Linked DNA regions of Mus musculus: region 2 is linked to region 1. Evidence: chromatin loops called from intact Hi-C (ENCODE). Cell type or tissue: left cerebral cortex. All regions are shown on one strand.

Region 1 (2,500 bases):
ATTTGGAAGAGTTCCAGAGGGTTCCAGAACGTTCCAGTTCCAGCAAAGCTTGGCTATGTGGCTGATCAATGAAGAGCTGTGTGGGATGATGCACAGCCCCTGCCAGCCTACAGGCCCCTCCTCTTCTGCACGCTTGCCTCTCATCCTGTTCCCTCGTGTGGCTTGGCCCATAACGCGCATCTGCACAGAGCACACAGAGGCTCCTCCTGTGATCCCCTTACAGGGCACAGTCATAACTGACACACATTCACACATGTTTCCAGTAGCATATTTCCAGTAGCGTGCAGGTGAGTTAACGTTCCCAGGCTCTGTGTGGCTTCTGTGCAAACACTATGCCATTTTATATTGGTGAGGGGGTTCCTGGGACCCACTCCCCAGGAAGGCTGAGCGAGCAAGTGCACTGTCCCATCCCATGAAGGTAGCTTTGGATGTCAAGTAAATGGGGGGATGGAGCTGATGTGGCCCTGGGCTGCATTTGACCAGTCCCTTCAGGATAACATCACAAGGTCAGAGGGTTGGGTGGCTGACTGGAACATAATGAAGGCAGCCCTGGGGGAGGTGGGGAAGGGGCGTCTGACAGTGATGGGCAGGCCCCCTGGCTCCACGGCTTCATTCACCAGAGACGCTAAGTCTGACCACAGCCTTAAAGCGAACCCCTCTAGCACTGCCCTGTCTCCTTCACACAGTCCATGTACACACACCACACAGATGGGTGCCCTAATGCCCAGTGCTCCCGTGAGCTCACTTCACCCATGCCAGCCTGCAGCTCACCCCTCACCTCATGCTCGGCAGAGTCTGTCTCCCACACACAAACACAGAACCCTCTCAGGCCTCCTCGCCTCACCCTCCTGCAGTCTCCGCCCCTGAGGAGATAGCATTATATCAGTGTGGCCTCTCAGACACCTCTTCTTTCAGGAGGAACTGGCCAGTAAGCCTTGACCTGGCCTGGCGAAAGATACGAGAGGCCTGTACCTCCAGTACTGTGGTAACATTAGTCTTCTCTCCTGGCAGATCTGTTCCTTTACAAATCAGCTGCTATGTGCTATGTGAGCAGCCATGTGGGTGGACCAAAGCCGCCTTGGGGCCTACGTTGCCTCACTGAGTCCCAAAGGAGCTGGCCAGCTTTTGAGGCCCTGGTTCTACCCACTCTTAGCCACATATGGCTCTCTTCCTGGTGCATTCGTCTTCTGACTCTGGTCTGCATGCCAGCTCTGAACCAAACTGAGCCAGTCCCTTATGCCACCTACTCTTACATGAAATATCCCCATGCTGTGGACGACCCTTACCAACAGTGTACGACTCTCCAGCCTGCATGCTGCCCAGAGAAGACATGTCCCATTCCCCATGTCCCACGAGGCTCTCCACCCATATCCACTGGCATCAGCCCACTCACACACCTAGTCTACCATCCAATGCCACCATCCAAGCTTCCAGATGGTCCCTAGGTATCTTGTCTCGCCCTTCTGAAGAATCCCGAGTATCCACTGTCAGGTTAAGAGACAAAGACTGACCAGGTCACAGCTATGCAGAAACCCAACTTTCCCTCGGCCACCACACCCAGGAAAATAGCTAGCGCCTTGCGGGTGGCGTGGGTACTCTGTAGCTCAGAGCGCTTTAAAAGACACCAGACTCAGGGAACAGTATTTCTACATCAGGAAGGAAGTTGCATGGAGAGAGAAAAATGCAAAAAGAGGATACCTTCCCATCTCAGACCATGTGTGTCCATCACTCTTCTTGTTGCTGTGGAACAGCAGACAAAAACAATCTAAGGAAGAAAAAGTGTGCTTTTAGGGCACAGCCCATCAGGCCAGGCAAGGCACGCCAGCAGGAGCATGAGGCAGCTGGTCACATGGTGTCCACATTCAGGAAGCAGAGAGGGATGAGTGGTGGTGCTCTGCCCACTCCCTTTGACTCCATCCTACCCCTCCCCTGTAGAATGAGTGCTCCGCTCACTCTTTCCCTTTGACTCTGTCCGGCCCCTCCTCTGTAGAATGAGTGCTCCGCCCACTCTTTCCCTTTGACTCTGTCTGGCCCCTCCCCTGTAGAATGAGTGCTCCGCCCACTCCCCTCCCCTGTAGAATGAGTGCTCCGCCCACTCTTCCCTTTGACTCTGTCCGGCCCCTCCCCGGCAGAATGAGGCCTTACACAGATAAGGTAGAACTTCCCACCTCAGCCAATCCAATCTAGAAGCTTCCTTGTAAAAGATACATAGGTATTCATCTCCTTGGTGATTCTATAGACTGTCAAGTTGACAATTAATATGAACCATTACACCTCGGCATCACCAGCTGAGGTCCATGGGCCCAGGAGCCCGTGGGTCACCTGGGCTCCATCCTTGCCCCCTATCAAGATGCTCATGACCTCAAGGTCACCACCTGCATCGGGAGTCAGTGATGACTACGCTGCCTCTATGCTGTCTTGGAGGTAAATAAATTAAGCAAGGGAAAATATCCAGTTGCTAAAATTGTTATATAAAGTTTATCAGACACAGCAAATCTGT
Region 2 (2,500 bases), 48 kb after region 1:
TGCTCTACTCAAAGAGAAAGCCCCCAGTCTGTGCCTTCTGATACAGCCATACAGCTGGACTATACAGCACCACCATAATGTGCTCACACATGAAAAATAAAATCCGGGCTTGCAAAGTTGCTGGGGGGGGGGGGGCGGGGGCAGGGGAGGAAGCTTTCCTTCAAACCTAAAAACGAGAGTCTGATTCTCAGGTCACACATGGCAGTAGTAGTAAACCAATTCCTGCAAGCTGCCCTTTGACCTCTACACATATGCTGTGGCACAGGTACGCTCACATGCAGGCACAATCGATTGGCTCATTGAAATGATTTTTGAAAAAAGATAAAATCTGAACTAAGCCTCTAGGACTATCTCTTGAGTTTGCAGAGATCAAGAACAGAAGGACCCACCAAACTCAGAATGTGGAACCTTCTAGAAACAAAAAAGGCCCAGCTTCTCCAACAAATTACCAGCTTGTGGGGGGGTCGCAATGGGGGAGACCTGAGCGACTTAGAGAAAACAGCCAGCAAATTCTCTTTGGATCCGCTCTTGCAGAACAATCTCGCGGGGGGGCCCCCTTGGAATGTGAACACGGCTCGGGCATTCGCTCACAGAGAAGAATCGCTGTTTGCCTTCTGTCAGATGAGACGCTGCCATACTGATTCGCGGTTTCACAGGAAGTCACTCAGTTTGAGATACATATTGAATTTACAGGTGAAATTACATGGATCTGGGATTTGCTTTTATAAAACATTCTCAGCTCCCAAGAAGGCAGAAGGGAGACAGATAAAATGAGATTTGCCAAGTGTCAATCATGACTGAAGGTGGGTACTGCGTAGTGAGGCTAAAGATTATGGGTGATTTTTTTTTTCTTGTGTGCTTTAAAGTACCTAAAATAAAAATTCCTGGGGCTGGAGAGACGGGGAAGCAGTCAAGAGCACATATTGTTCTTACAGATGACAAGTTCGATTCCCAGCACCCATAGCAGGAGCTTTGCAACCTCTTGTAATTTCAGCTCTAGTGAGGTCTGACATCGCTGACCTGTGGAGGGGGCACCTGTACTCAGATGCACACACCACCCGAGACCCCGCCCCCGACACATACACATAATAAAGATACAAAAAAAAATCCTTTTGAACGCCCTTCAAGGAGAAGAAAAGGAGACATTAAATTCCTGTCATTTATCAGGCTAGTCTTGATGTCATCTTATTTCCTAAGTCCTGAACCACTCCCTTCTCCATGGAAAGAGTAGAGAGTACCTCGTAAGCTGGGGAGTGAAGACAGTCAGAGGAGGAGTTAGCTCCTACAGAGAGCACATCAGGACGGGTGTGGAGAAGGGCTGGCACCAGCCCCAGGGAGGGAAAGATTAGAATCAACACACTTCACCCACTGTGAACTCACCCCTGCGGCAAAGCCCAGGCTTCCGTCTAAGATCCGCCTCTGCAAATGAAAAAGGGAGATGTTTCAGTCTCCAAGGACCACAGGATGGTGTGTGTGGCATCAGTACGGAGACTGTCATAAAGCCCAAAGGGCTCAAAGGTCACTGACCTACTTCTAAGCTGGTGGTGACCTCCTGACCTTACAGAATGGGCCAAAAACAGGGGAAGGAGGAGGAAGACATGGACACAGTTAAACATGACACCCATTCCAGTGTCAACCAGAAGTTGGCAGGAGAGGTGGTCTTGGAATGCACAGGCCCACACCTTATTTCTTACCCAGCACCCCTAATGCCCTTAGGAAGTAGTTGATCTAAAATGTGGAAATGACCAAGGGCTAGTGAGGAACACTGGAGCAACACAAACAGTCACACGGGTGGGGACACAAACTGGCACAGCCACGTCACACAGAAAGCCGTGTAGTGGGACTGACAGCAAGTGACTGCAGTATACTCGTCACTGCTGAGAAATGACAGAAATGCATTCTGGGAATCCCCAAATCCACGCGCTGTTACCAAGAGCCCCAAACCAGAGACTGCACAAAGTCCTCTTTAAGGACTCTTTAAGACAGATAGACCAACAAGAACACCCAAATACCACAGGGCAGAGAAAACATGCCCACACATTGCACACACAAAGAACACACTGTGTGTGTGCATGCATGTATGTACACAACAGGCAGAAGCATTAAGTAAACTGGGAACTGAGCAGGGTAGATTCAGCCCAACACAGAACAGTAGCAGCTATGTGAGCAGAGAACCTGACAGCAGCAGCCAAACAGGGGTGATGTCTACACTGTAGGAGAGACGGGCAGCGTGGGAGTGTTTTGCATGGAGTGAAAGTCTGAGTGGGCGTGGTGACTGGGAAGGAGCCTGAAGGGACCGTGAGAAGCTGGCACCTGATCTAGGTCCAGATACATGGGCCTTTATAAAATAATAATCAAACTGCATAGGTATAAAATGTGCACCTTTCTGAGTACATCTATTCCAATAAAAAGATGTTTTTAAACAAGATGTTTTCGATTCCTCCCTCCCTCCTCCTCTTCCTCCTCCTCCTCTTCTTCCTCCTTCTTCTTCTCTTCCTCC

What was found. Peaks named below come from ENCODE experiments on the same cell type or tissue, not always from the same donor. Only the 100,000 strongest peaks of a DNase experiment are listed, where the experiment ranks them.
Region 2: it touches region 1 in a loop (2.1-fold over the local background); 1 of 42 quality-filtered maps calls a loop at or near these places.

What each region holds. Positions count from the first base shown.
Region 1 is chr11:113,510,309-113,512,808 of GRCm38, forward strand. All of the region lies in intron 4 of Slc39a11 (solute carrier family 39 (metal ion transporter), member 11), which reads right to left. Among named protein-coding and RNA genes, the nearest start is that of Gm51928, 53 kb to the left of the region's middle. In left cerebral cortex, no CTCF peak of the experiment used is centred here; a DNase peak (open chromatin) is centred at 1,106.
Region 2 is chr11:113,558,131-113,560,630 of GRCm38, forward strand. It overlaps Slc39a11 (solute carrier family 39 (metal ion transporter), member 11), which reads right to left. Exons shown (of 10, transcript NM_027216.5): 3 at 1,381-1,419. Among named protein-coding and RNA genes, the nearest start is that of Slc39a11, 6.4 kb to the right of the region's middle. In left cerebral cortex, no CTCF peak of the experiment used is centred here; DNase peaks (open chromatin) are centred at 1,334, 1,862 and 2,233.